3 separate regions of the Homo sapiens genome follow, and regions 1 and 3 are each linked to region 2. A link is an interaction called in ENCODE POLR2A ChIA-PET data of the cell type or tissue named here. Cell type or tissue: OCI-LY7. All regions are shown on one strand. Each heading gives the region's core, and the rest is flanking DNA. Links, peaks and the distances in the headings are about the cores only.

Region 1 (10,789 bases), core at 3,140-8,139, 84 kb before region 2:
TCTCTGAACTTCCTGTATATCTTTTATATCTTTCTCAAGTTTTGGAAAATTTTCTGTTATTATTTCTTTGAGTAAGCTTTCTACTCCTTGCTCTTGCTCAACTCCCTCTTGAACACCAATAACTCTTAGATTTTGTCTTTTGAGGTAACTTTCTATACATCTTCTAGGCAATCCTCACTCCTTTTCATTCTTTTTCCTCCTCTGATTGTATAATTTCAAATACCCTGTCTTCTTGCCTTTTTTTTTTTTTTTTTGCGACAGAGTTTCACTCTTCTTGCCCAGGCTGAAGTGCAATGGCACGATCTTGGCTCACTGCAACCTCCATCTCCTGAATTCAAGAGATTCTCCTGCCTCAGCCTCCTGAGTAGCTGGGATTACAGACACCTACAGGCACCAACCACCATGCCTGGCTAGTTTTATATTTTCAGTAGAGATGGAATTTCACCATGTTGGCCAGGCTGGTCTCGAATTCCCGGCCTCAGGTGATCCACCTGCCTCAGCCTCCCAAAGTGCTGGGATTACAGGCATGAGCCACAACACCCGGCCATGTCTTCCCGATTTTTTTTTTTTTTTTTTTTTGAGACAGAGTCTTGCTCTGTCACCCAGGCTGGAATACAATGGCATGATCATGGCTCACTGCAACCTTCGCCTCCTAGGTTCAAGTAATTCTCCTGCCTCAGCCTCCCAAGTAGCTAGGATTACAGGTGTATGCCACCATATCCGGCAAATTTTTGTATTTTTAGTACAGACATAGTTTCACCATGTTGGTCAGGCTGGTCTTGAACTCATGACCTCAAGTGATCCGTCTGCCTTGGCCTCCCAAAGTGCTGGGATTACAGGCATGAGCAACCGTGCCTGGCCTCCTCCTGCTTTTTGATTCTTCCCTCTGCTTGATCCATTCTGCTGCTGAGAGGCTCTAATGAATTTTTCACTTCTGCCAATGTATTTCTTAATTCCAAGATTTGCTTGATTTTTAGAAAATTATTTCAATATCTTTGTTAAATTTCTTTTATACATTTCTGAATTGTTTTTCAGTGTCATCTTGGAGATCACTGAGTTTCCTTAAAACCGCTGCTTTGAATAATTGGTCAGAGACCTCATATTTTGTCATCTTGTTAGGATCAGTCACTGGTTCTTTGCTTTGTTCATTTGGGGAGATCTCTGTTTGCAGATTTCTCTTATGGATGTATGTCTGTCTTTGCACTGAAAGACTATTTATTCCAGTAATCTGTATCTCACTTGTTTTGATTTTTATTGGGTATGTTTGCTTAGAGATTCTTAGTAATTTACCTGTTGAATTCCTTACTTTTTAAAATGTCAGGTCTTGAAGAAATCATCTAATAACTAAGTGGAAGTTGCAAAGGATGCCGCAAGATAATATATATTTTTATCTTATCATCAATAGAAATATCTGAATTGTCAATATGAAAGACACACTATATACATGTGTCACCAATTGATATGATTTGAGTATATGTCCCCACCAAATCTCATGCTGAATTGTAATCCGCAAGGTTGGAGATGGGGCCTGTGGGAGGTGTTTAGATGATGGGGGCAGATCGCTTATGGCTTGGTGCTGTCTTCATGATATTGAGTTCTTGTTTTGTTGTAATGTGTGCCCCCCGACTCTCTCTTGCTCTTGCTTTCACCATGTGATATGCCTATTCCCCCTTCACCTTCCGCCATGAGTAAAAGCTCTCTCCCTAGAAGCTGAGCAGATGCCAGCACCATGCTTGTATAGCCTGCAGAACTATGAGCCAGTTAAACCTCTTTTCTTTAAAAATTGCCCAGTCTCAGATATTTCTTTATGGCAATGCAAGAACAGCTAATATACCAATTCAATCACTAAGGGCATTTTTAAAATGGTGTTAGGGAGTACTATTTAAAGATGCCAAAACAGATGTTGAATTATATAAGTACATTTTGATGCCACTAGAGAATGAGAGAAGTCTGCTGACCTTCACACCAAGGTAGTCATCCAATTTTGTCCCTCAAGTTTCCTCTGAATTTTCCTAGGTTCTTTTCACTGTAACTCTTCTTCCAAAAGTTCAGTAGGTCATAAGCCAGAAGACAAACGTGCATCACTGTCTAGGATAAGTATGTATTAGTTTCCCTGACTTGAATTAGGAAGATGTGATGTCACTAAGGACATTGTCTGCTTTTCTTCATGCAGTTGCAGCATCCTCTGCTGGGCATTATACTTTATAGTTTTTAAGAAAGGCTTTTATAGCTTTTGAGGAATAGCTTTTATAGCTTTTGGTATAGTAATAAAATATATAGTGCTTCATTATTTTCATTAAGGTATTAACATCCCAAAGCATCATTTAGTGCTTATTGTAAGATTTAAATATATATAAGAGAAATGCAATTATATAAGTACAAATAATATTAATACTACCACTAATAAGTGGTAATATGCTATTATGAAAACTCTTCAACTTAAAAAAGTTTTCAGAGCTGGGGTCTGACTCTGTTGCCCAGGCTACAGTGCAGTGGCATAAGCGTAACTCACTGCAGCTTTGAACCCCTGGGCTCAAGTGATCCTCCTTCCTCAGCCTCCCTAAGTAGCTGGGACTACAGATGCATATCTTCATGCTCAGTTAATTTTTAATTTTTTTTGTTTCTTATTTTTTAGAGGTGGGATCACACTATTTGTCCGGACTGGCCTAGAACTCTTGTCCTCAAGTGATCTTCCAACCTCAGCCTCCCAAGTCAGTGGGATTACAGGCATAAGCCACCATGCATAGGTTCAATTAAAATTTTAAGAGGAGGACATCAGCTAGGTTGTTGACTAGAAGCTCCTGTGCTTGTCTCCCACACAAAGACAGCCAAAGAAATGAATAAACAACTATATTTTGATGAAAATAACTGAAGGAGAAAACAGAAATATATCAAAGGAGTAGTATAGGCCGGTGCAGTGGCTCACGCCTGTAATCCCAGCGCTTTGGGAAGCCAAGGCAGCGGATCACTTGAGGTCAGGAGTTCGCGACCAGACTGGCCAACATGGTGAAATCCTATCTCTACTAAAAATACAAAAAGCAGCTGGGCATGGTGGTGCACACCCGTAAACCCAGCTATTCGGGTGGCTGAGGCACAAGAATCGCTCAAACCTGGGAGACGGAGGTTGCAGTGAGGCGAGATCAGACCACAGCACTCCAGCCTGGGTGACAGAGTGAATGAGACTCCGTCTCAAAAAGAAAAAAAAAGTAGTAGTATAAACTCTGTAGAGCATAGAAACCCAGGATAGTTACATAAAGAAAAGAAGGAAGCAGCTCACATCCTACCTCGTCCATACTCCAGTCAGGACCAGCTCAGAACCGGGATAAACTTTTCAGTGAAGGGAAAGGTAAGCAAGAGGAACCCAGCAGCCCTCATCACCACTGAGATTACTACAGTCCTCACCACTGGGAAATCCTGTATTTCTCAAAGGTGCTAAGCCCAGCAGAGGGAACTGCCTGGTGTCCATATGGCTGCACTTCTTCCAGAGGAGTCAATGCTGTGCTCTGCCCTTCATGGGCTGCTACTCTGCTGTGCCATGTTAGATCCAGAACCATGGCTGGAGGAAGTCCTGCTCGGGAGGTGAGGGGCTATTGCACCTCTCCATTCCTGAGGGTTTGTTACACCTGTACCACCACTGTCTGGTGGTTCACCATCCCTAAATCAAGCTGCTGCTACACGCTATTCCATGGATTCAAGCTGCTCTGCCCTACCCCTCCCAGTGATTGCTGTGTCCTGCCCCCTAGTGCAGGAGCTGCAGCAGCAGTATCCTACCTTCCAGGGATATGGTGCCTTGGCCACCCAGATCAGTAATGCCCCTAGCACTGGAGGTGAAGCAGTGCCTACTGGGAAACTGGTGGCTTGGCTACCCAGAGCAGTCATGTCCCCCTGTACTGGACCTGAGGTAGTGCCTTCTAGGGAACTGGTGCTGTGGGCCACCCAGAGCAGTCACCCCCCCGGTGTTGGAGCTGAAGAGTCACTCCACTTCACAAGATTATGGGTCCCTTAGCTGAGCCAAGCAGCTGCAGTTCCCAGGGCTGAGCCAATGTGGTGCTGCACATCCCAGGAAAACACAGGATTGGGTGAACTGAAACAACCTACTCTCCAGGCTGAACAACTGCAGAACCCTGCTTCCATGAAACCAGACTATCCCCTAGCAGAGGATGCACCCTGCCTTACCAGGGAGTGGAGTCATCACTGTGCTGCTCCCTGTACCCCAGGGCCCAAGCCACAGCTATGCCCTGCCATTCCTGGGACATTAGTGCCACTGCACTTGACTTCACAGAGCCTGCAATGCTGCTGTGTCCTACCATCCCATAGTCCAGGGTCCTCACTACACAGGTTCTCATCCCCGTCCAGGGCCTGAGTGGCTGCTGTGCTCTATAAGCCTCTGGTTCCCAAATTGCAGCTGTGCCCTGCTTCCCAAAGCCTGAACCTCCAGCACACCCCTGCTTTTTTTTTTTTTTTCTTGAGACGGAGTTTTGCTCTTATCGTCCAGGCTGGAGTGCAATGGCACAATCTCAGCTCCCTGCAACCTCCTTCTCCCGGGTTCAGGCAATTATCCTGCCTCAGCCTCCTGAGTAGCTGGGATTACAGGCGCCCGCCACCATGCCTGGCTAATTTTTGTATTTTTAGTAAAGACGGGATTTCACTATGTTTGCCAGGCTGGTCTTGAACTCCTGACCTTAGGTGATCCACCTGCCTCGGCCTCCCAAAGTGCTGGGATTACAGGCGTGAGCCACTATCCCCAGCCCAGAGCACCCCTTCTTTACCAGAGCTGGGCCAGTGCTGCCCCTGAGGAGCAGGGGCAGAGTCACAGCAACAACCCAGCCCCCTAGGCCTGAGCAGCTGAGGTATGCACCAGAGTCACAGACCTTAGCTTTATGGCAGTCAGCACCTACCTATGCCTCAGAGAGTGAACATGTGTCCAAATTCCCAGGTGCCACAGTAGAGTGGTGAGGTCCTGAGCACAGGACCCTGGCTCCACAGCTGCTCTGAGCATCTCCTCCCTGAAACCCAGTGCCACTGCAGTTGCTTGTGGTTCATGTCAGACTTGATACCAAGAAGGATCCCCTCAGTAAAGACTCCCCATTTTGGGGAAAACAAACACAGGAGGACCCTAAAAGCCCTTGCCATGGAGGACACTAATGGCATATGCTGCTGATGCCACTGCAACAAACTTCTGCAGCCTAGGTCACTAAGGCACCCATGTCATCACTGACGTTAATTGCAGCTGAAGATTCTGCATGGCAGCTATACTATTACATCTACTTGTAACCAAAGCCACCATACCCTTCCCAGCTGGCACCCTAAGACCCATCTGCAGGGGAAAGCCTTTTCTTATGAAAGTCATTCTGTAAGGTTTGGAAGCACTGACAATTCCACCAGATGTGCAGACACCAATGCACAGACAGAGAAACATGAAAAAGAAAACATGACATCACCAAAGGAACAAAATAATCCTCGAATAATTGACCCTAAAGAAATGTAAATTTATAAATTTCCTGAAAAGGAATTCAAAATAATGATCTTAAGGAAGCTCAGCAAGATATATGAGAATACAAATGGATAATTCAAGATCAGAAAAACAACAAAAATGTAAATTAGGAGGGAAGAGTAAAAGTCCACAGTATTTATATGTGACCAAATTTAAGATGTTACCATCTTAAAATAGTCTATTGTAACTATAAGAAGTTTTATGTAAGCCCCATGGTAACAACAAAGCAAAAGACTATAGCAGATACACAAAGAGAAAGATAAAGGAATTAAAGCTTAGCTACTAGAAAAAATTACCAAATCACAAAGGTGGACTACAGAGAGAAAGCAATGAAAAAATGACCTACAAAACAACTAGAAGACAACAGTAAAAAAACAGTTCCAAGAGGGGAGTAATAGCAATAAATGTCTGTGTTTAAAAAGGAGGAAGATCTCAAATAAATAGCCTAACATTAAACCTCGAAGAGCTAGAAAAAGAACAAACTAAACCTAACGTTAGCAGAAGGAAGATCAGGACAGAAATACATTAAATAGAGAACAGTAAAACCATAGGAAAAAAAATCAACAAAATCCGGAGTTTGTTCTTTGAAAAAATAACCAAAATCAACACACCCCTAGCTAAGTACTAAGTATGAAAAAAAGAGAGAAGACTCAATAAAATCAGAAATGAAAGTGGAGACATTATAACAGACACCTTAGGACAAAAAAAGTGTCATAAGGGACTATTATGAACATTATATGCCAACAAGTTGGATAACCTGAAAGAAATTATAACCTAATAAGACTCAATCAGAAAGAATAGGTAGCTTGAACAGACTAATGACAAGTAAAAAGACCGAAGAAGCAATCTAATGATGCACCTTAAGGAACTAGAAAAGCAAGAACAAACCAAACCCAAAATTAGTAGAAGGAAAAAAATAATAAAAATCAGAGAAGAAATAAACAAAATAGAAACTAAAAGAATTGCGAAAGATCAATGAAACAAAATGTTGGTATTTGAAAAAGATAAACAAAATTAACAAACTATTAGCTAAACACTAGCTAAACTAACTCCCGTTAAAATTTTTTTTTTAATTTTTAACTAACTTCCTAGAGCCATAACACTCCCCCTTTTTTCAGAAACAAAGAGAGAAGACTCAAATAAAGTCAGAAATGAAAAAGGAGGCATCACAATAGATACCACAAATATACAAATGATTAGTAGAGACTATTATCAACAACTATACACCAAAACAATACAAAAACTAGAAGAAATTGATAAATTCCTGGACACATATAACCTACCAAAATTTTACCAAGAAGGAATGAAAAAACTGAACAGACCAATAACAAGTAATGAGATTGAATCAGTAATAAAAAGTCTCCCAACAAAGAAAAGTCCAGGATCAAATGAGTTTACCACTGAATTCCACCAGACTTTTGGAGAAAAACTAACAAATTCTTCTCAAACTATTCAAAAAATTTGAAGAGAAGGGGACTATTCTAAATTCATTCTACGAGACCAGCACTACCCTGATACAAAACCAGACAAGGACACAACAGCAATAACAAAATTACAGGGCAATATCATTCATGAACATAGACACAAATGTTCTCAATAAGACGCTAGCAAACTGAATCCAACAACATATCAAAAAGATATGATCATGACACCATGATCAAGTGGGTCTTATCCTGGGGATGGCTCAGTATATCCAAATCAATAAACATGATATACCACAACAACAGAATGAAGGACAAAAACCATATGACCATCTCAATAAAGGCAGAAGAAGCATTTGATAACATTCAACATCCCTTCATGATACAAACTCTTCAACAAATTAGGCATAGAAGGAACATATCTCAATACAATAAAGTCCATATATTACAAAACCCACAGCTAACATCATATTGAATGGGGAAAAAGCTGAAAGCCTTTCCTATAAGAAATGAAATAAGACAAGGATGCTCACTTTCATCACTCTTATTCGGCGTAGTACTGGAAGTCCTAGCCACAACAATCAGGCAAGAGAAAGAAATAAAGAGCATCCAAATTGGAAAGAGAAACTCAAACTGTCCCTCTTTGCAGATGACATGATCTTATATATAGAAAATCCTAAAAACTGAACCAAAAACTCTTAGAAGTGACAAACAAATTCAGTAAAGTTGCAGGATACAAAATCAACATACAAAAATCAGTAATGTTTCTATAGACCAATAACAAGCTAGTTGAAAAAGAAATACAGAAAGCAATCCCATTTCTAATAGCTACAAAAAATAAAATACCTAGGAATAAATTTAACCAAGGAGGTAAAAGATCTCTACAATGAGTACTATAAAACACTGATGAAAGAAATTGAAGAAGGCAAACAAATGGACACATCCCATGCCCATGGATCTAAAGAATTAATATTGTTGGCTGGGCACGGTGGCTCACACCTGTAATCCCAGCACTTTGGGAGGCAGAGGCAGGTGGATCAACTGAGGTCAGGAGTTCGAGATCAGCCTGACCAACATGGTGAAATCCCATCTCTACTAAAAATACAAAATTAGCCAGGCATGGTGGCGCATGCCTGTAATCCCAGCTACTTGGAGGCTGAGGCAGGAGAATCGCTTGAACATGGGAGGTGGAGGTTGCAGGGAGCTGAGATTGTGCCACTGCACTCTAGCCTGGGCAACAAGAGTGAAACTCCGTAAAAAAAAAAAAAAGAATTAATATTATTAAAATGACCATAATATCCAAAGCAATCTTTAGATTTAATGCAATCCCTATCAAAATACCAACGACGTTCTTCACAAATCCACAGTTGATTGGATTCATGGATGTGGAACCTGTGCATATAGAAAACTGACATATATCCTAAGGAAATGAAATCAGTATATCAAAGAGATGTTTACACTTCCATGTTCATTCCAGCATTATTCACAATTGTCACAATATGGGAACAACCTAACTGTCTATAAACAGATGAATGGATAAAGAAAATGTGGTATAATACACAATGAAATACTATTCAGCCTTTAAAAAGAAGGAAATCCTGTTATTTGTGACAACATAAATGAACCTGGTAGATACTATGTTAAGTGAAATAAGCCAGGCATAGAAAGACAAATACCACATGATCTTACTTATATAGAATCTTAAAAAGTTGAGCCGGTGCGGTGGCTCATGCTTGTAATCCCAGCACTTTGGGAGACTGAGGCAGGCAGATCACTTGAGGTCAGGAGTTCAAGACCAGCCTGGCCAACATGGTGAAACCTGGTCTCTACTAAAAATACAAAATTAGCTGGGCATGGTGGTGCCTGCCTGTAATCCCAGCTACTTGGAGGCTGAGGTAGGAGAATAACTTGAACGCTGGAGGCAGAGGTTGCAGTGAGCCAACATTGCACCACTGCACTCCAGCCTGGAAGACAGGGTGAGACTCTGTCTCAAAAAAAAGAAAAAAGTTGAAGTAATTGAAGTAGAGAGTAGAATGGTGGTGGAGGGCGAAGTGGTGGTGGAGAAATTATTTTTTCTCTTTTTCTCTTCTGTAGTGTAGAATGGTAGAATGGGGGCAGTGGTGTAAAAAAAAAGAAAAGAAAAAAAGAGGAAAAATAATTTAGATTTACTTCAGAGTATATTACCCTTAAATTGCCCACCAACTTAGGTCACTTTTTTAAGCTTTAGGTAATGAAGAGCTGAGGTAGACATCAGTTTATAACTGCTTAAAGAGGAGAAAATTACAGATATGCAAGATAGGAAGCATTTTTACACATGGAGGGGAAAAAAGCAAACTTGTTAAATTTATATCATTAAGAGATCTGTGAAGTGACTGAGGTATGTTATGCTAGCAATAAAAAAATAAAAACTCCTGCTCAAATAGTTTCAATAGTTCCCTAAAGTTCAAATTTCTATCATAGGATTCTAGATCTTTTTATGAATAAAGAAAGCATACAAACAGAGTGCAAAGGCATTACTAATTCTTTATTGCTAGCCGGCCACATGGTTCAAGGAATGAATGTAGGATCTGGAGATAGGATTTGAATTCAAGTCCTTGCTCCAATACTTAGCAGCATTGCTACTCTAGTTACTAAATTAGATTTTGCCTCAACTTGTCTTTCGAACTCTATCTCCCAATGCATTTGCTTGCCATACATATACATATTTTTTTTCTTTTCACACCAGAATACTCATCACTTCCTAAATATGCACCAGGTTTTCCTTCTTTAGTCATCGTTTACCTAGTTCCATACTTCTGGAATGCTTTTCACTCAACTTTTTTACTTGTTGGAAGCTTACCTACTTTTTAAAAGTTTAGTATAAATGCCACCTTGTCTCTGAAGCCATCTCAGATTTCACCAGATGGAATTAATTCTCCTTCCCCCCCCCCCTTTTTTTTTTTTTTTTTGAGATGGAGTCTCGCTCTGTCGCCCAGCCTGGAGTGCAGTGGTGCCATCTCGGCTCACTGCAGCCTCCGCCTCCTGGCGGAGATTCAAGCAATTCTCTGCCTCAACCTCCTGAGTAGCTGGGATTACAGGCGCCCACCACCACACCCAGCTAATTTTTTGTATTTTGAGTAAGACAGGATCTCACTATCTTGACCAGGTTGGTCTTGACCCCTGACCTTGTGATCCACCCACCTCAGGCCCCCAAAGTGCTGGGATTACAGGCGTGAGCCACCACGCCTGGCCTCTCCTTCACCTTTCTTACCTCTGTTTGCAGTTTATCTATAGCACCATCAGCCTATTTCACGAATATATCTGCCTTACAAAATCACATGAAGTCAGAAACGGAACCTGAAAGAGACTGACAGCCCAAGAGGCAGTTTGGTCACTTTAGTTCTCCCTTAATTTCAATACGTCTCTACTCAAGCCATCCCAAACACAGTTTAAAGATTGTGTGCTTGCTATTGTCAATTTCAAGACAAATCTCCTAACTCTCACTTCCAATGAGAATGCACATTCCTTAAGCTCCTTTTTAAGGAAATGCAGGACCTCTTACAGCTAAGAGGTTGTCTTTTCCACTAGATAGTAAACTCTTTTCGGAGCTATGTTTTCATATTTCTCAGAGTGCCCTGACTACATTCCCTATTTGCTGCATTGAAGGAAAAACAAAAATCCCTCAAGAATCAGGAGAAACATAGCAAGACCCCATCTCTACAAAAATAAAAGTCAGGTGTGGTGGCGTACACCTGCAGTCCTAGCTACTTGGGAGACTGAAGTGGGAAGATTGCTTGAGCCCAGGAGTTTGAGGATACAGTGAGCTATGCACTCTAGCCTGGGTGACAGAGTGAGAACTTGTCTCAAAAGAAAGAAAGAGAGAAAGAGAGAGACA
Region 2 (10,789 bases), core at 2,650-7,649:
CTCCTGTATGAGGCGTCTGTCGACTCCCACTATGTGGTGTCTCCCAGTCGGGAGGCACGGGGTTCAGGGACCCACTTGAGGAGGCAGTCTGTCCCTTGGCAAAGCTTGAGTGCTGTGCTGGGAGATCCTCTGCTCTCTTCAGAGCCAGCAGGCAGGAATGTTTAAGTCTGCTGAAGCTGCGCCCACAGCCACCCCTTCCCCCAGGTGCTCTGTTCCAGGGAGATAGGAGTTTTATCTATAAGCCCCTGACTGGGACTGCTGCCTTTCTTTCAGAGAGGCCTTGCCCAGAGAGCAGGAATCTAGAGAGGCAGTCTGGCTACAGCGGCTTTACTGAGCTGCAGTGGGCTCTGCCCAGTTCAAACTTCCAAGTGGCTTTGTTTACACTGTGAGGGGAAAATCACCTACTCAATCCTCAGTAATGGTGGGCGTCCCTCCCCCCACCAAGCTCAAGCATTCCAGGTCAACTTCAGACCACTGTGCTGGCAGCAAGAATTTCAAGCCAGTGGATCTTAGCTTGCAGGGCTCTGTGGGGGTGGGATCCACTGAACTAGACCACTTGGCTCCCTGGCTTCAGCCCCCTTTCCAGGGGAGTAAATGGTTCTGTCTCGCTGGGGTTCCAGGCACCACTGGAGTATGGAAAAAAATTCCTGCAGCTAGCTCGGTGTCTGCCCAAATGGCTGCCCAGTTTTGTGCTTGAAACCCAGGGCCCTGGTAGTGTAGGCACCTGAGGGAATCTTCTGATCTGTGGGCTGTGAAGACCGTGAAAAAATCGTAGTATCTGGGCCAAAGTGCCCAATCCCTCACGGCTTCCCTTGGCTAGGGGAGAGAGCTCCCCGACCCCTGGTGCTTTCCAGGTAAGACGACGCCCCACCCTGCTTTGGCTTACCCTCTGTGGGCTGCACCCACTGTCTAACCAGTCTCAGTGAGATGAGCCAGGTACCTCAGTTGGAAATGCAGAAATCACACTCCTTCTGTGTTGATCTTGCTGGGAGCTGCAGACCAGAGCTGTTCCTATTTGGCCATCTTACCAGCCACCTCCACATGGTGTTTCTTTATAACCTGCCCAAAGATGTCCTGCATGGGTAAGTTTCTGGTTATGTAACTTTGAGAAGTAATGGCCAGTTTAGTAATGAACCACATTAAATTTGCTCCCAATTTTTTCCTGTCTCAATTCCCTTTTTCCCTCACTCTTACATAAACAATTCAGCTTTGCCTCAGGATTTGTTTTCTAGGAAACCCAAACCTACAAATCTTGTAAGTTAGTAGTCTTTCCTTCTCTCCTTTAAATTCTATCCACTCTCCCAATCCATTTCCCTCCTCTGAAGTAAACAATGTTATTTTCAGGTCCTGCTCAAATAGTGCTTTTTCCAGTTTACTTCTTAGATTCTGTTTTTCATTCAACCCTGCTAGAACTTTTCCTCTTCTTTTCCTGTGACACTTACCATTTTTCTCCTTATAATTGTAACCTTTTCATTGAACAAGCTGGACCTGGTACAGTACTAGCACAAAGTAATTTTGTTCTTTCTCACTGATTTCTTCAAGCCTACTCTCTCAACTTTTTTATCTCCATTCCTGGATGACATCTCAGGCAAGCTTCACAGCTTTGTTGGTCACTTTTAGTAATTAAAAAACAAAAAAAATAAACAAAAAACCTACCAGTTAATCAAATGAAGTCTCTTTTTTAAAATAAAAAAAGTCCAGTCCAAACTCTCCTACTTCAAACTCTCATACAATTTAAACTTATCCTGTACACAGTTTGGCCTGCTTTAGATGTAACAGCCTTAGTTGGGGAGAGTGACATAATTGACTTCTTTTTTACTTCACCACTTTGTGCTTCCACTCCTACTCCCCCATTCACAAGACTGTATTTTGGATTAGAACAAGGGAGAGGGAGGAGGTAAGGGGCAGAAAAATCTCACTTGACTGATGCAGTTATAATCTGCCTCCAGGGTGCTCTTTGTGGCAGTTGCACAATCAGTGGCTCTAACTTTAATAGAGCACTTTTGTGGGCTTTTTTGTAGACCCCCTCTTTTAAGTTCCCTGGGTATTTCTCTGTTCTCAATGCCTATTCCAGCATATTAATTACAACTCCACCCAACATTATTTAAAAAAAAATCTTCCTTAGTTAAAAAATAAAAAATAACAGTTTCTGGCAGTCCACCCATCTGCCTTGTCCCTCTCAAGAAGACCCAATCTGGCTCTCCGGCACCTTTCTAGGACAGGGATAGAAACTGAAGCCAGACCTCAATAAGTTGACAACAAGATTTTCTTATACTTATTCTGAGTATAGCACCTTAGCATTCAATAAATGCTAAGTTTTGTTATACCTCAGTGCCTCCACTAGAAGTCAAGGTGTGGCCCAAAACTCTCAGCTTAGCAAGACTTTCTCTTGCACTAATTACTACTTTACTATCAAAATCTTCTTTGGGACCTTCAGGAGTAATCTTGTCTTGCCATTTATCTCTGTTATATCAATCACTACAAAAAGTCAGTTCACAGGTCACCCCTCTTACCCCAGATATAACCTCCATTAGACTATGCATATTTCATTACCTGACCCCTTTTCCCACCTACCTCTGCTACTCACTACCATATTAACAGCCTAGATCTTGTCTTACCTATAAACTATAACCTTTCTCTAATTTCCCTAATCAATTTCATGCATGTCAGTCTCTAACCATCATCTCCTGTCTTTCCACTCACTCCCTTTAAGCTCCTGACTTTAATAATTCTCAAAGTCACCTGAGACTTAGACCCTATTGCTCCTATGACCTTTTACTTGTCCTTCATTCCACTTATGACCTCACACCATTCTTACCTACTTTAAACTCTATGGTTAATGATTATAATTGTGTGGAGGGCCACACAACCTGCCTTGCATTCCTCTCACTTTGGCAAGACTAGTTAAATTACACTCTCTACCATTATTCTCACATAGCTAAATGTGACTGGAGAGGAACATAACAATATGGCCACTCTCACTTTAAATTTATCACCACTAGTCTCAAGTGGGCCATTAATGCTTTTCAGAAATTGTACTATATTACTCTACCACTCTCATAGAGAACTATTCATACCGTCTGTCACCTCAGATCTATAACTTTTCTCCCTCCCCTCTCTTCCTCTCACTCTGGACTGTGCTTGCCGAATGGGCTGAGCATGCTTCCATGATGTCTGGAGAGGGCCCTAAGGCAGAATGCAGGCTCACTGGAGGAGGAAATGGCAATGTGAGGTGAACTGGAATGGACTAACACAGATGTGGCTGAAATCAAGAGATGGCCTGTGAATATGTAACATGAGTGCCAGAGACATCTGCTACAGAGGGAGACATGTCATTGTTATAATAATTATTCTCAATTAGGAATGAGGTTGCCTAGGCCATGAGTGGTGACGCATGCCTGTAATCTCAGCACCCTGGGAGGCCGAGGCGGGAGGATCACTTGAGGCCGGAGTTCAAGACGATGGTGAAACCCCGTCACTACCAAAAATACAAAAATTAGCCAAGCGTGGTTGTGCATGCCTGTAGTCCCAGCTATTTATGAGGCTGAGGGAGGAGAATCGCTTGAGCCAGGGGGACAGAGCTTGCAGTGAGCCAAGATCATGCCACCGCACTCCAGCCTGGGAGACAGGGCAAAACGCTGTCTCAAAAAAAAAAAAAAAAAGGAATGAAGTTGCCTTAGTACAAGAGCAGCTAAATTTGGAATCGATATATTTCAGCGGTTAGCCTTTTTCTTTCTCAAAATCAAATTTAGTTTTTGGTTAAGATGCAGTGGGAATATTTATTACATTTTTATTTATTGATTTTCTATTACATGAACTGACCTTGAGGAATTTACAATCTATTTGAGAGAGAAAAGATAATTCTTATTTGTAAGATACAAAAATTGGTGAATGATTCAGAATGAAATATAAAAAATAAGTCCCATGAATTCAGATATAGATTGTTCAGGAAATAAGAACACTTCAAATGTCATTGTAAAAATATTAAATTGTTATTACTATAAGTAGTGGTATACGTAGTATGTTTGACACCAGGATTGGATAATTTTGTTAACACATTTCTCCTCTAGATGACAAGATTATCTAAAATAAAAATCAGAAAATGAAATGAATAATCATAATGGCCAGAAAATAAACAGAAACAGTGAAAATCTTCTTTTGTTCAAAAGAGAAAAATAAATATTAAAGTACGAAATAATGAAAAAATAACAAATTAATACTTTTTAATTAATTTAGTTTTTAAATGGGAAAGAAAGGCTGGGTGCGGTGGCTCACACCTGTAATCTGAGCACTTTGGAAGGCTGAGGCAGGCGGATCCCGTGAGCCCGGAAGTTGGAGACCATCCTTGGGAACCCTGCCTCTACAAAAAATACAAAAATTAGCCAGGCATAATGGCACACACCTGTAGTCCCAGTTACTCCGGAGGGTGAAGTGGGAGAATTCCTTGAGCCTGGGAGGTCAAGGTTGCAGTTAGCCAAAATCATGCCACTTGCACTCCAGCACCTGCAACAGAGTGAGACCCTGTGTCAAAAAAAAAAAAAAAAAAAGTAAGTGGGAAAGAAACTTATATTTACATAACTTACATATTGGTCTGTTGCAGTAACAAATGACTTTTTTTTGAGCCTTAATTTCTATATATTTGTCAATGACTTCATCAAAGTTAATCTTCACATACTCATATTCAATAGACAGTATAGCCAGATTTGTCAATCTGTCTTCACTTACTGTTGATGGAAGAACTTTTTATTAATTTTAATTTTGAAAAGTTTTCTTCAATTGAAGTATCCTATCTACAAATAGGACGTCTTAAACAAAAAGAACGTTTGTGGCAGAGATTCATAGCAATCCCCTCTCACAATGAAGTTTAAAAATTATATGTCTGTTTCTTCAGGGTTGAGTGGCTTTCAAATGTTTCTGTGTTTTAAATTTTAGCTGTTAAACACAGATAACTCCACGTAGTCATGTAAAATAACAGAATTAAAGTAACTCATGTTGTTTCTTCATCTTTACAATCTAGTATCATTATTTATACCAAGTTTACTGTTTAAATGCAGGGGTTAGAGACAAGAACAGCATCTGCAGTGAGCTCAAGCAATTCTGAACCATTATGAACTTACTCAAAACAAATGTGCAGCTGAGTATGATTGTGTCACAGGCTGACTCTGAATAGACTTCCATGTAGAATATGTTGTTTAAGTAATTAAAAATGTGCTAATTGGAAACGTATATATTGTTAAAACTCATAGTGTAACTGCACAATTGTCTAGAACTTAGACCAACAAAACATTTTGAGGAGAGGGTATTTTATCACTGACATAGTTTAAAATTGCTGGTGCATGGTGATAGTAAAAAGTAGATCTATCTTCAGTCAGTTTTATTACTACTTTCAAATTCTCTACACTTAGCTTACCTCCTTAATGCATTCATTCAGAGCAGACTACTCCCACCACCCAATCCTTGGCACACCACTGACTCTAGGTAGGTTTCTAGTTTTAGTCTAAGCTATATCCCTATTTCTGGTATTTAGACTTAAAAGACCAGTGTATTAGGCCAACTAGGAATTTGCATGAATTGATTTGCATGAAGTTTGGAGAGGAGGAAGAGGTCATAAAAATAGCAGGGTGACACCAGGTGCTGTGGTTGCATGCCTGTAACCCCAGCTACTTGGGAGGCTGAGGCAGGATGATCTCTTGCGCCAGGAGTTTGAGTCTAGCATGGGCAACATAGCAAGACCCTGTTTTAAAAAATTGTTTTTAAGTGAATGTAACAATTGGGAAGGTAGCATGGGAGTCCTAAAGAATGGGCCCCCCCTAATGAACTTAAGTTTGAGCCCCTTAGGGACCAGTACTCCAATCTAGAAACCGAATAGGCTATTTTTATTTTTTAACTTTTAATTTTTAATTTTTATGGGTACATAGTAGCTGTGTATATTTACGAAGTACATGAGATGTTTTGATACAGGCATGCAATGCATATAGAAGATGGGTTATCCATTTCCTCAAGTATTTATCCTTTGTGTTACAAGCAATCCAATTATATTATTTTAGTTATTTTTAAATGTACAATAAAATTATTATTGACTATAGTCACCCTGTTGTGCTATCAAATACTAGGTCTTATTTATTCTTTCTATTTTTTTTGTACCCATTAACCATCCCCACTTCCCTCCAACCCCCGCTACCCTTCCCAGCCTCTGGTAACCATGCTTCTACTCTCTGTCTCCATGAGTTCAATTGTTTTGATTTTTAGATCTTACCTGTAAGTGAGAACATGTGATGTTTATCTTTCTGTGCTGGGCTTATTTCACTTAACATAATGACCTTTGGTTCCATCCATGTTGTTGTTGCAAATGACAGGATCTCATTCTTTTTTATGGCTGAATAGTACTCCATTATGTATAAGTACCACATTTTCTTTATCCATTCATCTGTTGATGGACACTTAGGTTGCTTCCAAATCTGGATCATGTGATAGTTCTATTTTTAGCTTTTTGAGGAACCTCCAAACTGTTCTCTATTTTCGTTTCACTAATTTACATTCTCACCAACAATGTACAAGGATTCCCTTTTCTCCACATCATCACCAGCATTTGTTATTGCCTGTCTTTTAGATATAAGCCATTTTAACTGAGGTGAAATGATATCTCGTTACAGTTTTGATTTGCATTTCTCTGACGATCAGGGATGTTGAGCATCTATGCCTGTTTGTACGTCTTTTTTGTTTTTTTTTAAGACAGAGTCTCGCTCTGTCACCCAGGCTGGAGTGCAATGGCATGATCTCAGCTCATTGCAACCTCTGCCTCCCAGGTTCAAGGGAGTCTCCTGCCTCAGCCTCCAGAGTAGCTGGGATTACAGGTGCGTGACACCACGCCTGGCTAATTTTTTTTTTGGTAGAGATGGGGTTTCGCCATTTTGGCCAGGCTGGTCTCAAACTCCTGACATCAGGTGATCCACCCGCCTCGGCCTCCCAAAGTGCTGGGATTACAGGCACGAGCCACCGTGCCTGGCCTGTATGTCTTCTCTTGAGAAATGTCTATTCAACTTTTTTTTTTTTTTTTGAGATGGAGTTTCACTCTGTCACCCAGGCTAGAGTGCAGTGGCGCAATCTCGGCTCACTGCATCCTCCCCTCCCGGGTTTAAGCAATTCTCTGCCTCAGCCTCCTGAGTAGCTGGGATTACAGGCACCCACCACTATGCCTGGCTAAATTTTTTTGTATTTTTAGTAGAGACAGGGTTTCACCATCTTGGCCAGGCTGATCTTGAACTCCTGACCTCATGATCCATCCGCCTCGGCCTCCCAAGTGCTGGGATTACAGTCGTGAGCCACCGCGCACCTGGCTATTCAACTATTTTGTCCATTTTTAATTGGATTATTAAATTTTTTTCCTATAGAGTTGTTTGAGCTCCTTATATATTCCAGTTATTAATCCCCTTGTCAGATGGATAGTTTGCAAATATTTTCTCCCATTCTTTGGGTTGTCTCTTCACTTTGTTGATTGTTCCCTTTGGTGTGCAGAAGCTTTTTCATGTGATGTGGTCCCATTTGTCCATTTTTGCTTTGGCTGCCTGTGCTTTTTGGGTATTACTCAAGAAATACTTTGCTCAGACCAATGTCTTGGAGAGTTCCCCCAACTTTTCTTTTAGTAGTTTCATAGTTCGAGGTCTTAGATTTAAGTCTCTAATTCATTTTCATTTGAGTTTTGTATATCGTGAGAGATAGGGGTCTAGTTTTATTCTCTGCAGATAGAGGTCCAATTTTCCCAGCACCATTTATTTAAGAGATTGTCCTTTCACCAATGTATGTTCTTAGCACCTTTGTCAAAAATGAGTTCACTGTAGGTGTGTGAATATATTTCTGGGTTCTCTATTCTGTTCCATTGGTCTATTGTGTCTGTTTTTCTGCCCGTACCGTGTTGTTTTGATTACTATATTTCTGTGGTATAATTTTAAGTCAGGTAATGTGATTCCTCCAGTTTTGTTCTTTTTGCTTTATCCTAAGATTTGCTATTCTGGGTCTTTGTTGTTCTATATAAATTTTAGGATTTTTTTTTCCATTTCTGTGAAGAATGTTATTGGTATTTAGATAGGGATTGCATTGAATCTGTAGCTTTCTTTGGGTAGTATGGACATTTTAACATTGATTCTTCCACTCCATTAACATTTTTTGATGTTCTCTTCAATTTCTCTCATCAGTGATTTATAGTTTTCCTTATAGAGATCTTTTCCTTTTTTAAGTTAATTCCTAGGTATTTAATTTTATTTGTGGCTATTGTAAATGGGATTACTTTTTTCTTTTTTTTTTTTTTGAGATGGAGTCTTGCACTGTCACCCAGGCTGGAATGCAGTGGCACGATCTTGGCTTACTGCAACCTCCACCTTCTAGTTTCAAGCGATTCTCCTGCCTCAGCCTCCCAAGTAGCTGGGATCACAGGCACCCACCACCATGCCCGGCTAATTTTTTGTATTTTTAGTAGAGACGGGGTTTCACTGTGTTGGCCAGGCTGGTCTTGAACACCTGACCTCATGATCCACCTGCCTCGGCCTCCCAAAGTGCTGGGATTACAGGCGTGAGCCACTGCGCCCGGCCTGTAAATGGGATTACTTTTTAATTTCTTTTTTAGATTGTTCACTGTTAGCATATAAAAACACTACCAATTTTTGTATGTTGATTTTGTATCCTGCAACTTTTCTGAATTTGTTTATCAGTTCTAATTGTTTCTTGTGGAGTCTTTAGATTTTTCCAAATATCAGAAAATATCATCTACAAACAATGATAATTTGACTTCTTCTTTTCCAATTTGGATGCCCTTTAATTTGTTCTCTTGTCTGATTTCCCCAAATGGCTATTTTTAGAAATTACTCTGGGAGACCATAAGTCACAATTGGCTTTGCTTGGTTCCCAGGTATATAAAGTGAGGGAGAAGGGCATTCTCACCTCTTCTGCCCCAAATATTGCCCACTGAGAACTTGAAGAAGTTTATACTATTTTGGCACCTAAAGGATTTCTATCAGCTTTGGGGGCATCAGGAGATAATGCCTTTGGAATGAACATCAGAATATTCAAGATGCTAGGCATCAGGGCCAGTGGCAGTGCAGAGGCATCGTTAAGTAATACTACAGGCAGTGGGAAGTCAGGAGATTTCACTGAAGGGAGTCTAGCAGAAGAGTACTACATGACAGATGGTAGAAGAGGGACTATTCATGACCTCACATGAGATATGCTCAGACTTTCAGACATAGCTGGGTGAGATTTTGGAGGTGGGAGATTGGAGATCCAATAATAATAATCATAGTAATAATAATACCTAAAAAAACCTCTTTAAGTACCCAGCTGTACACTAGATTTCTTACTTTTCATAGGATCATTCTACTCCTACAAACATACTCTAGTATCTTATATTTAGAAACCTTCCTTTGACACTAAATTCACCTTCACCTATCACCTCATTTCTTTGCTCCTTTTCACAGCAAAATTCTCAAGCTTTTCTGCACTCACTGTCCATTCTTCCTCATCTCCCATTTACTCTTCAACCCACTTCATTTTGGCTTCTGCCCTTATTACTTCATATGTAACTGAGACTACTCTTGCCAGTGTCACCAACAACCTTAGTATTACCAAATACAATCTTTCCTCATTCTACTTGACCTCTTTGCAGTCTTCAACACTTTTCTTCTTGAACTTTTCTTTCTTATGTCTATGACATCATTGTCTCCTGATTTTTCTCCTCACCTCTCTGGTTCTTTTTCTTCAGCCATTTATTTATTTTTTCCTGATTCTTCTGATACTTGAGCTCTAATTGTTGGCATGTTCCCCAGGTTAACTTACCCAGTCCCAAAACCGTAAAGCTAAATTTTATCTCCAGGTTTAACCTCTTCTCAGCGTTCGAGACACTTATATATAACCATTTATTTGACTTTATCACTTGGAGATCTAATAAGCATCTCAAATTCAACAGGTCTAAAACTGAACTCCTACTATTTTCTGTCTTCCCTCCATCAAAAAAAAAGCCCTTTTCTTTCTTGGTTCTCTTCACAGTAGGCACTCGATAAAAATGAATAGAATGAATGAAAGAATGTTTACCTTACTACATGTCATTCTATCAGTAACCTTATACAGTCATTGTAGCTGCTATTTTTAGCCCCATCCTTAAAATGAGGGAATTAGAGAGGTAAAGTACAACTTGCCTAAGGTCACAAAGCTTGTAAAGATTCAGGGCCAGGCTTTTAATCTGTGTGCTTTTCTCTAAAGCTCACATGCTTCTTCTCTATGCCACAGTGGCTTCCATTGAAACAAGGATGATTATTATAAGTTAAGATTATATTTATGACCATAAACTAGTATAAATTAGAAAAACATAGGTTATATTATTAATAATGATAATGATGATAACAATGATTATCAGCTTTCACATACCAGGCATCATGAGAGGCTTTTAAAAAATTAATCAAGTTTATTATTTGGGACAGTTTTAGATTTACAGAAAAATTGAGCAGATAGTAAGTACAGAGAGTTCCCTTATATCCCTGACCCGATCCATACAGCTTCCCCTATTATTAACATCTTTCATTATAGTATGGTACATTGTTATAATTAATAAACCAAAAGATACATTATTATTAACTAAAGTCCACAGTTTATTCATGTTTTCTTAAGCTTTACCTAATGTCCTTTTTCTGTTCCATAATCCCATCCAGGATCCCACATTACATCTAGTTCTATTGTCTCCGTAGGCCCCTGTTGGCTGTGACATTTTCTCCGACTTTGTTTTTGATGACCTTGGCAGTTTTGA
Region 3 (10,789 bases), core at 2,761-7,760, 420 kb before region 2:
ATTGAGCTTTTTAGATCTGTAGATGCAGATATTTTATCAAATTTGAGTTTTCTTCTTAGTCTGCTTCTTACTGCTGTTTTGCCAACATCTTCTGTGCTTTCTTACGTAAGCTCTCTCTAGTAGAAATACCATTTTCTTACCTGACATTTACTCTTTCCTTCAAGGCTTAGCTGAAGTCTCTCACCTCCATCACACAGTATTCTCAGACTGGAGTAATTTATATTGTAAATATGACATTATTATCTGCACAGCTCACTTTGCAATTAATCATCCTGCCTTCAGTGATACCAAGGAGGCCTTTTCTGACCTCCTTCAGGGAGAGTCAAGTTCCCATTCTCTGTGTTCCAATAGCACCTTACCTGTCCCACAGTGCTTACCTGTTGTAGCACCTAGTACACTGCATTGTAATTATCTCTTTATATTCTTATCCCCAACCCCTCACACCAGGTGTGTGTTCACATACACTGAATTAAGAGCTTCTTAATGACAGGTGCCTATCTCACTGGTTTTATGTACCTCCTAAGTATAGCATAGTGACAAGTATGTAATAGGATTCAGTATGTGTTATTGAGTAAGTAGATAAGTTGTATAGTGGTATATTAGGTTTTATTGTGTATTTTCCCTATCGCTCTTCATAGCAATCCCATATATGGTTTGTAAAGTAGATATTCATTTTATAGCTGCAGAAACTAGAGCTTATAAAGAGTTTGTTGGTGTTTAACTTTTTATTTAGCATCTACTATGTAAACTGGGTATGCTGGCATAAGTTATGTAATCCTGTATGCAGTTGTGAGATACAGGTTTTATTATCCCTCTTTGAAGAGAAGAAAACGGAGGCTTAAAAAAGATGAAATGACCTACCTAACTGGAGCTGGTTTAGGCAAAAAGAATTTGATGACCCCTATATAATTGGAAGAGTAAAGGTATAAGTGGGCGGGAAGGAGGGTTAGAAAGAGAACAAATAGGATGTGTATATATATGTATGTATATATGTATATATATGTGTGTGTATATATGTGTATATATATATGTGTGTGTGTATATATATATATATAGAGAGAGAGAGAGAGAGAGACAGATTTATTTTAAGAAATTTTTAAGATTGTGGGAGCTGGCAAGTCCGACATCTCTAGGACAGGCTGGCAGGCTGGAGACCCAGTGAAGAGTTTATGTTGCATCTCAAGTTTAAAGGCAATCTGAGATAGAATTCCTTATTCCTTGGGAGACCTCATCTTTTCTTAATGCCATCAAGTGATTGGATGTGGTCTACCTACATTATTGAGGGTAATCTGCTTTACTCAAGCCTACCGATTTAAATGTTAATCTCACCTAAAAAATACCTTCACAGTAACATCTAGGGTCGTGTTTGTCCAAATATCTGGGTACTGTGGCCTAGCCAAATCAGCCCATAAAATTAAGTATGACAGGAGGTGACAGGAGCCAGGGCTTGCTACCTAGAATGCTAGCTTTTTATCAGTTCCAAATAAAGGCATCCTAGATGAAGATTCTGACTGCTTTGGCATTGGTCACAGGCTCATTCTTGAATTAATCTCTGTGATTGTGTGGTGGGGTACTTTGGCTAAGCTTCGACCAGGAGCCAATTTCTGGACAGTCATTGCCCAGAGAGATGGCATCTTCTGTTTGAACTATATGAGTAGAAAGACATTAGAAGAGGCGGAAAGAGAAGCAATCTCCTAAAAGGACTGCTGAACCCTAGAAGGAGAGAGAGTCGGTCAGAACAAATAGCTTACATCACCACTACAGTGATGTAAGGTGACTTGTGACAGAGTTTGTATTTAGTATTTAGTAACCTATTTTTCTCCAAATCTGATGGTTTCAAAACCATATAATGAATTTCTAAAAGTAGAGAGTAGATAGGTTATTTTGAATGATATTGAGATAAGATTTTGGGGGCAGAAATTTTAGTGTTTACATTATTTATTCTGTAACTATATTAGATCAGTGTTTTCTAACCTTTTTTATAACCCATAATTCCTTTTAACAAATTTAAAAACTACTTCACTGTTGTTTAAAATTCTAAGTAATGTTAATATTTAGGCTCAATATTAATTACTTGACATCTTACATATTTTGCCTTGCAAATCCTAAGATGATAGAGATATTAACATCCACATATGAAAAATAAGACTAGGGTTCTGAAAGGTTAAGTGACCTGATCAGAGTGAGAAAAACTATTTCTCAGAAGAGCTAGATTTTTCTCTGTTTGCTTGTGAGAGAGATTGACAGTTAAGCTACTTAATGATACCATTTTTATGGTGAAATGTACTCCAAGAGAATTTTTATAAATAAGTTTCAGGATTGGAAAATACAGCTTTGTGAGTTTTCACAACTTTGTAGTTTCTAATAGTTTCTAGTTTTTAATGTTTTCTGGTTACGAAATAGTGGATGCTGCTGTTTAGGAAAAAAGACATAAAACTGTGTTTCTGGGAAGGACTTTGAAGATGATTTTATCTTGTCTTTGATAATATTGGAATTGCATCAAAAACTGAGACAGATGGCTTACACCCTACTGCCTGTACATAGAGTCTAGGAAAATGGAAGTGGATTGCATAGACTCAAGGTCCCTCAGCCTAACTGTCCTTGTGAATAACTTGACCATTTCATATTAGATTTATGTATTTATGAACCTTAGGCTTCTGAAAGCCTAGCTTGGGATTTGCTTTCCTTGATGGTTCAAATTCACCGCTCCATGGAATCAGAACTGTGAGCCTTTGGAATACCAGGGAGGTTTATTCTTGGCTTGTTCTTTATAGCTTTGGTACTTGTGGATTCCTCAGGATGTGTAAGCATCTTAAAAATGAAAACCTGAAAGATAGTCTAAAATAGAGGATGAGTAGGATCATTTCATTTCCCTTTTCTGGAGATTACTAAGGTGAAGGTAATAGCTTTTCCTGTCATGACATCCAAGATGAGTGGTGGTTTGGGCAAAATGCTCACACACCTTTTTTTATTTTATTTTATTTTTTTTTGAGACAGAGTCTGACTCTGTTGCCCAGGCTGGAGTGCAGTGGCCTGATAGCTGCTCACTGCAGCTTCCGCCTTCTGAGTTCAAGTGATCCTCCTGCCTCAGCCTCCTCAGTAGCTGGGACTACAGGTGTGCGAGACCACACCCAGCTAATTTTTGTATTTTTAGTAGAGACAGGGTTTACCACATTGGCCAGGCTGGTCTCGAACTCCTCACCTCAAGTGATCCATCCACCTCGGCCTCCCAAAGTGCTGGAATTACAGGTGTGAGCCACCACACCCAGCCTCACACACCTATTTTTGAAATAATGTCTTATATCTGTCTTATCTACCTATATTGGTGGGCTCCTTGAGAAGTTGCATATAAATATTACTTCTTATTGTGGCACAGATCCTTAAAGAGAATTGCTTTTAAATTACTAGTGTTAAAAATAATGCTTGTATTGATTATGTGTCCATCAACTGTAGAAAAATATACATGTTCAAAATTAGGGAGAATATAAGAAATATGGTCAAGTATCCTAAGTGCACACAAAGATATGTTTAGATATTTTTATTTGCCTGAAATGAGAAGAATAGTTATAAAGGTTAAGAATCATTGCAAGACAACAGAATAACATTTGAGCATCTCTGAAACTGTAAACTAGGTCAAGAAAATTACTTGATTTTCAGTCTGATATACAGGACAAGTTTTCAGTCATAATTTTTTTAATAGAAAGTGATATAATTGAACATTTAATTCTTTTTAAGTTTTCTGTTTAGCAATATATGTTATACTACTTGGTTGTGCTAATAAAAGGAATATTGTAAGACCAGAATTTTATTAGATAAACATGAATCAAAAGTTAAATTTAATTGATCTTCTTACTAAGAGGAATTAATGCCTAAAGATCTCCATATTTTTTTTTTAGTTGGGAATGGTCTTCAGGATATGATTAGAGATAACACCATCCTTTCCTCCCCTTCCTCTTCCTCCCCCATAGACCCCAAATTATGAAGAGAAATTTGTAGTCCTCAAGCTTCCTCCATTTTACCCAAACATAGACTGTGTTTGCTGTTTAGAGCTGAGTCCTTTGTAATCTGTTTTGGATTTTCACCAAGTGAGCTTCCTTCCTTTGCTCTCCCATCTTTCTGCCTTGGCTACTTTGAGTCAGCTCACTGGCTTCTTGTAGCCCTGTTTTCCTGCATGCACACTTGATCTGAGCAGACACTGTCAGTGACAGCAGTTAGCAGCAGAGCAGAAAGAATTCAGTACAAATGTGTGCACTGCTGATCTGTGACACTGTAGTGTTTTCTATTTTTGTTATTATCTACTTTCAGAAACCAGGAGCTGAGTTGATACTGACCTTGTGTGGAATGCCTCTGAGGATTTGGGATGGGGGGAGGGTGCTAGATTTTCATGTGACTTATCTCTAACATGCTGCAGCAAGACTGAAAACATTCATCTGCTCACATAAGGAGGAAAGAAAATTTCCAAGATTGAGCTTGCAGAATTTGTTGGGTATTTTCAGAAATTTTTCCCCGTGTTTTTGTATTTCTTGAATTTGCTTAATTTATATAAGGGTTGGAGGTGGGGGATGGTCTTTGCATGATAAATAGGTTGAGGTATGGAAGGATCGGGCTGCAACAATGATTCTCATGGTAAGGGACTGTTTAAAATCACAACATCGCGACCCACATTGCGACCCATCTGACAAACGGTTAGTGAGCTCCTTGGCCATCTCAAATGTTTAAAAGTAACAGTGTACAAATAGCTTTATTTGTATGCTTTCTTCCATAGACATCTTAAGAACATTGTGCCTACGTATCCAAAACAGTTGATTTTTGTCTACATTTAAAATCTCACCTCAAGAAGGTGAGAAATATAAATGAAGCATGCAGTTGTCCCTTAAGTATCTGCTTTGGTATAATTTTCTCACTTTCCTTTATGCTGGAGCTAAATGGAGCCTGAGCTTACATTTTGGGTTATGTCTGAGATGGAAACTGAAATGTAGTCTTGAAGCTCGAAGGAGAAACTTGGCTATACTAATCTGGAGGACTTGTTAAATGCTGTCTTCCCTTCTCCATGTTGCCGCCTTTTACCTTTCCCTGCGACCCCAGAAATGTACTGCTGCAGAATTCTTTGAGCTTTTTCTCTCATTTTGTAGAAAAGAAAGTGAAGGGAGGTGTGTGTGTTTGTGTGTGCGTGTGCACGCATGATTTCAGTACAACTACAAATGGGCAGTTAAATTGTTACATCAAAAGTGACAGCTTTATTTTGCAATTCTGAATCTAAGGTTGCTTGGGATTCGTTCATAGCCACTCAGGCCTGATTAAAGCATATAAGAATTTAGGTAACGATGTTTCAAAGTAAAAGCGGAGCCCAGCATGTTTGATTTGAAGAGCAGAAGAGATAAATGCTGCTGTGGTTCTTTTTTTACTTTATATATACTGTTTGTATATTTGATCAATTGGATTTGATATATGGTCCTAAAATAGCTTTTTTTGAGATGTAATTTTTGATAGAGCAAATTGCCTGTGTATTAATAATCTTTCCCATTTTCTCTGTTGTTTCATTCTAAAATTGATGCACACCAGTGATTTAAGGGGAAATTAACACTTCAGTAAATGTCTTTTTCCTTAGTATTGTTGACTGTTTTTATTAGCCATTTTCATTTAATTTGACAGTGGTACCTAAGGGTTAACCTTACAGAGCTGATGCAACCCCTCCTTTTCTTTACCAGCAATTTTCATTGGACACTATTTCCATAGCAACAGTGACATCAGTGAAACCTGAGTGTTTCATTGATTATTTTTCTCCTCTTCCTTTTTTAATCTATCCTCTTTTCACCACATTTTAGTGAGAAAGCAATTTTTTTTTTACAAATGGAGCTTATATTGATTTTTATTTCATAAATAATTGAAAGAGGGTAGAAAAATCTGCCCTTCATTTAAAAATTGAATGTTTCACTATGTATTTAAAAAGCGATTCAGGATTAGGAGGATGGATAACCATACCAGCTGTAGCTGATGTTCTAAAATATTCTTGCATTGTTTGCTGGTCTTCTAGGGAAAAGAATAATGTGGAACAGGACCTTAAGGAGAAGGAAGATACTATTAAACAGAGGACAAGTGAGGTTCAGGTAAGTGACCATAAAATTTAGTGTTCCACTGCTGATTTAGGACTATTCATTTTAAATTTATATGGTTATTTACTATTTGCTGGATGTAGTATTAGGTCAAGAGAATGCCTAATGTTTATATTATATAAATGTTTATCTTTTCCAAGATGATTGTTCTTGCTTGGAATTCTGGCCTGCAAAGATTATACTGCAATGAGAAAGCAGTATTTTTCAGCATAGATTTCTAGTTTTGAAAGTATTTTTTAAATGGTACTTACCTGCATATTATATCATTAAAGGGGTAAGTTTGCATGACTTACAATGTTAATATTTTTGCACCAGTAAAATTAGAGTGAGATCATCATCTCATCATCATCATCATCATCATCATCAAAAACCAGTATGCTTTTTCATGCATGTGAGGTTTTTGTTAGCTAGGAGACCTAGTATGTTAAAGGACTGTTTCTCATAATACTTGTAGGGTGGGAGATGATACAGAACAATTTAAAGTAGCATTTTATGAGTAGCTTAGTAACCAGCATATCTTAAACTTTGGCATAAAGAGCTTTAGTTCATTTTCATTAGGTGTTGTGTTAAATTGTTTCATTTTACAAAGAGAAAGGATGACAAAAACCTCAGTTTTTGTTTGGGAAATGATAAAAATAAGGGAGTAGCAGTGTTTCTAACGTTAGAAATAGAGAAAACTGGGCAGTGCCTCACTTAGAGCAGTAAGCAATGCATGTGGCCATGTTATTGGGGTACTGTTTCCTTAGTGCTGCACCGGCACATAGAGGAGATTGGATATAGAAGCACTGGTAGCAGTTGCTAGTAAGAACTCTTGGATGGGCATTTCTTAATGTGTTGCTTGTATGTTGGATTTTCCTGCTTTTCCTAATAGTTTTAAGTAGGGAAAAACTCTAAATTGTGTTAGGCCCATTGTTTTGTTTTGATGCAGGACATTCATTAGAGATTGTCTGTCTGGTGGACTGTGCTAGGGTGGGGAGAATGATTTACTGAAGAATTGAGGAAGAAGCCAGAGAGACTTCTTGTTGGAAGTTGATTCTCTGATTGGGTGACTACATTTATTATATTTACTTGAATTTTCCTGAAGGCAGTGCAAGTTAAGAGATCATCATCAATATAATTCTCTCTCTGGCAGTGAGGTTAGGTGGGCATAAGAGGGTAAGTTATCTGAATTACATTATTTTGTGCAGTTTTTGAGCTTCTTAGGAAATGCAAAAGAGCCACACATTCTAAGCAGTTATTACTAAAAATAGTTTAAAATGGAAGATAAAATAATCTACACAAGTTTTCATAATTTGAAGAAATAGGTGTAGCTACTGATACAATTTTGGACAGCTTCTAAATTTAGCCAGTTACTGCTTTAAAGTACATAGGTTCTTGTGATAGACAGTATTTTGTTGAGTATATCTACCTGTTGGTTTTTCCCTGCTGCATTTTTTGAGGATGTGAATTTAAATACCCAGTTTAGAAGAGTGCTGAAATTTACATTGTTTCCTTCAGTTTAAATAGGCTATCCCTGAACATTTGGTGTCTTATAATTATAGAAGTTTTGTTGTCCATCAGAATTTCTCCGTGATTTGCTTGCCCTTCTTACTTAGTGGCAATGGTAAGGTGTATGTCTAACCTTAAGCTTTGCAAAATCCAAAATGTGTGATTGGCACAGGAAGTCGAAATGGTTCAATTTTTCCACATAGAGTGCTCTAAGTATAAGTAAGGCATCTTGGGCCATGGTAAGTAAAGACCAAGTAATAATCAATGAAAAAAATAGTGGATTAATTAAAGATTTGGGTTAGTAGATTCATTATTTATTCATTATACACTACAGTTATCTATGTTACGCATGGTAATGAGGTACTAGACTAAGAATGATGTGGATAGTTGACATCTACCAGTAATTAAAACTCTTATATTAGTGATCATTTTCAATTTTCTGAAGCAAAACTTACCATAGGTGGTAATAAGTATATTTCATTACCTATTTTGAGGTAACTCTGATTTACCCATTGGTACTGAGATGTAGACTGGAAATAATATGGATAATTAAAGTCTGTAAATAACTCCAACTCTCAATACTTACTTTCTAATTTCCCTGGCAAAAGGCAACTCACTGGAGCTATTAATAAATGGCAGAATCAAAGAGAGTGTATTTCACTGCTTCTTTCTGATCTACTTTCTAATGGTGATGCTAATGAGAAATGTCAAAATGAAGACATTGGGGAGGAGAAGTAAGGGAATTTTGACCTATCAGTACCTGCCGCACTTGGCTTTTTGAGTGTTCTTGCTTTTCTCCATATTAATAAAGTCACAGTGATAATATGAGCTCATATCTCAAACACAGAAATCAAACTTTTAAAGCCAAAAGCTTTAATTTTTTTTTTGTTTTGTGTTTATGTAGTCTGTCTAATTCAGTTAGAGTAGAAAGTCTGCTATGTAATTAATTTCTGAATTTTTGTTTCCTGTCTGTATTTCTGTTAATTACTGCCTTGAAAACTTTCTGTTTAGGATTTTTTCTTGAAGATGACTTCACATTTTATTTCATGAGATGATCACTGTTAGCTTGTATGAGATATATACCAGTGGATCAAGTTCTGTGGACAAATTAGGCCCAAAGTGATCCAATTCCAAGGGGGAAATGTTGTGAAAAGCCATTTTATCTAAAATGTCTAAGGTTTGGGTGTGTATTTTTTGTTTTGTTTTTCATAAGGGGAGAAAGTAGGCTCACATTCTTCCTACCTTAAAGAATTGCCTATGTATGATCTTATTAAAAATTTTTTTCTTCTGAGTAGTCAACAGATATTTTAGAAATTCACTCTCATATGCCTGGTTTCTTCAGTTTTGAGTAGAACTTTATAGCAACAATTTGATGTCAAACAAACTTGAATTCAGTTCCTAGCTCTGCCACTTCCTAGGTTTGTGATCTTAAGTAATTTAACCATTCTATACTTTAGTTTCCTCTTCTGTAACATGGGATAATAAAAATAACAAACACTTAAGAGCTGATGTAAGAATAAAATGAGATAATGCAGTAAAGTGCCTCACAGAGTGATTGGCACTTGGTAAGTGTTCAGTAAATGTTCTTACTAGCTGTATTATTCCGCACCCTACAATCATCTCTTTATTATCTTCTCTTCACCTTTAAGCTCTTTCTTCTCTTTCTTCACATAGGCCTCTTGGACATAGGACTCTTCAATTTGAAAATACCCCTTCCTTGGCTATTGCTGCCACTTTAACTACCAACTTATTTTGCTCTACTTTTATTGCTTTGTGTGGCCATTTTCCCCCCCTTCCTATCTTTGTAGCAACCCTGTACAGTCTGCTGCTTGCCCATACCACACTGTGCATTTTCTCCCCAGGGCCAAGAATAATCTTAAGGCCAAATCTGTTCGTCCTTCTTGTATTAGGTACTCCTTTCTTGGGTTGTATTCTCCTGGATATCTTCCTACCTCTCTGAACCTTTGCTTCCATTGACTTTGCCAAGGACAGATGGACAGACAGATTGTGTGTGTGTTTATGTGTGTCCTTTCTTTCCTTCTCCATAACCCCTGTCATCCATATGCTGATAACACCCAAATGTTTATCAAGCTCTCAACTCTCCTGAGTGCCAGTCCCACATCTCCAGTTAACCATTTTGGTGTTTATCATTTGAAAATCCGTGTGTCTAAAATGAATCTTATTGAAAAAACTTGGCTTCTGGTTTGAACTTTCCTATTTTTCTTTCTCACTACTGCCACCTGTATCGCCTAATATCTAAAATCTTAAAGTCATATCAGAAGTACTCACTCCATTCGCTCTTGCCTTTCCTCCTAAACCAATTTAGTATCATGACTCTCAGATGTGGGAATCTTTACTGTTGCTCACTGCCACCATTAATGATGGGAGGGTGTCATACCTCAGGTTATTGGAGACAGAGAAAAAGATGAAATACAAACCCTCCTCTTTTTTGACTGTCTGACTCTGTACTCTGTGCCATATATATTCTCCTTCTTATTCCCACTTTTATAACTTTTGTTGTTATAGTCCAGAATGTTCTCTACTTTCCTGCTTATGTGAATTCCACTCATGCCTTAAAGCCTAGCTCATATCCCACCGCTTGTCTTAAACTTTCCCTTCTCTGTCTCTTGGTCCACACCAGTCTTTCCTGTGTTGGAACTCCCAGAGGAAGGAATACGTATCCACTTATATATGGCATGAACCATATGTTACCTGGTAGTGTTAGCTTGGTGTGATGTGTATAGCTTCCAATATCTTCCTTCCTATATATTGTGAGTTCCTTGGGCTTAGAAATTGTGCCTTGGATCATATTTTTCATTATATTTGGCAATATATTGTTAGATGGAGGTAAATTTAAGGAAGCTGTTCACAGCAGAAGTGAATAAACTTTGGTTTTGTGTATACAATTTAAAATAAGACAATATAACTGGAACCCATAGGTAGAAAAGATTGAGAGCATAGTAGTTATCATGAAAAGTCAGACTTCTTGATATTGTTCATATTACCCTCATGTAAAAGAAGCTCCCTATTATTTATGTTTCATCATAAGATTCAGTAATTCAGAGTACTTGTCCATGTTTTTTATTTTAATTCACTTAGTTTTTTTCTTAGATGAAGAGGGATGACTTATCTTAGATAGAAATAAAATTAGATACATGAGCTCAGCATTCTTTTTCTGGCCATAATGC

The links. ChIA-PET counts read pairs that join two places held together with the same protein. Peaks named below come from ENCODE experiments on the same cell type or tissue, not always from the same donor. Only the 100,000 strongest peaks of a DNase experiment are listed, where the experiment ranks them.
Region 1: POLR2A ChIA-PET joins it to region 2 with 7 read pairs; 2 of 35 experiments call an interaction of 5 or more read pairs at or near these places.
Region 3: POLR2A ChIA-PET joins it to region 2 with 6 read pairs; 1 of 35 experiments calls an interaction of 5 or more read pairs at or near these places.

What each region holds. Positions count from the first base shown.
Region 1 is chr1:51,080,060-51,090,848 of GRCh38, reverse strand. No RefSeq gene overlaps it. Among named protein-coding and RNA genes, the nearest start is that of C1orf185, 17 kb to the left of the region's middle. In OCI-LY7, for the core only: no CTCF peak of the experiment used is centred there; no DNase peak of the experiment used is centred there.
Region 2 is chr1:50,995,183-51,005,971 of GRCh38, reverse strand. No RefSeq gene overlaps it. Among named protein-coding and RNA genes, the nearest start is that of CDKN2C, 30 kb to the right of the region's middle. In OCI-LY7, for the core only: no CTCF peak of the experiment used is centred there; DNase peaks (open chromatin) are centred at 5,131 and 5,611; H3K4me3 peaks cover 1,254 bases; H3K27ac peaks cover 2,230 bases.
Region 3 is chr1:51,417,104-51,427,892 of GRCh38, reverse strand. It overlaps EPS15 (epidermal growth factor receptor pathway substrate 15), which reads left to right. Exons shown (of 25, transcript NM_001981.3): 13 at 6,035-6,107. Among named protein-coding and RNA genes, the nearest start is that of TTC39A, 92 kb to the right of the region's middle. In OCI-LY7, for the core only: no CTCF peak of the experiment used is centred there; a DNase peak (open chromatin) is centred at 5,722.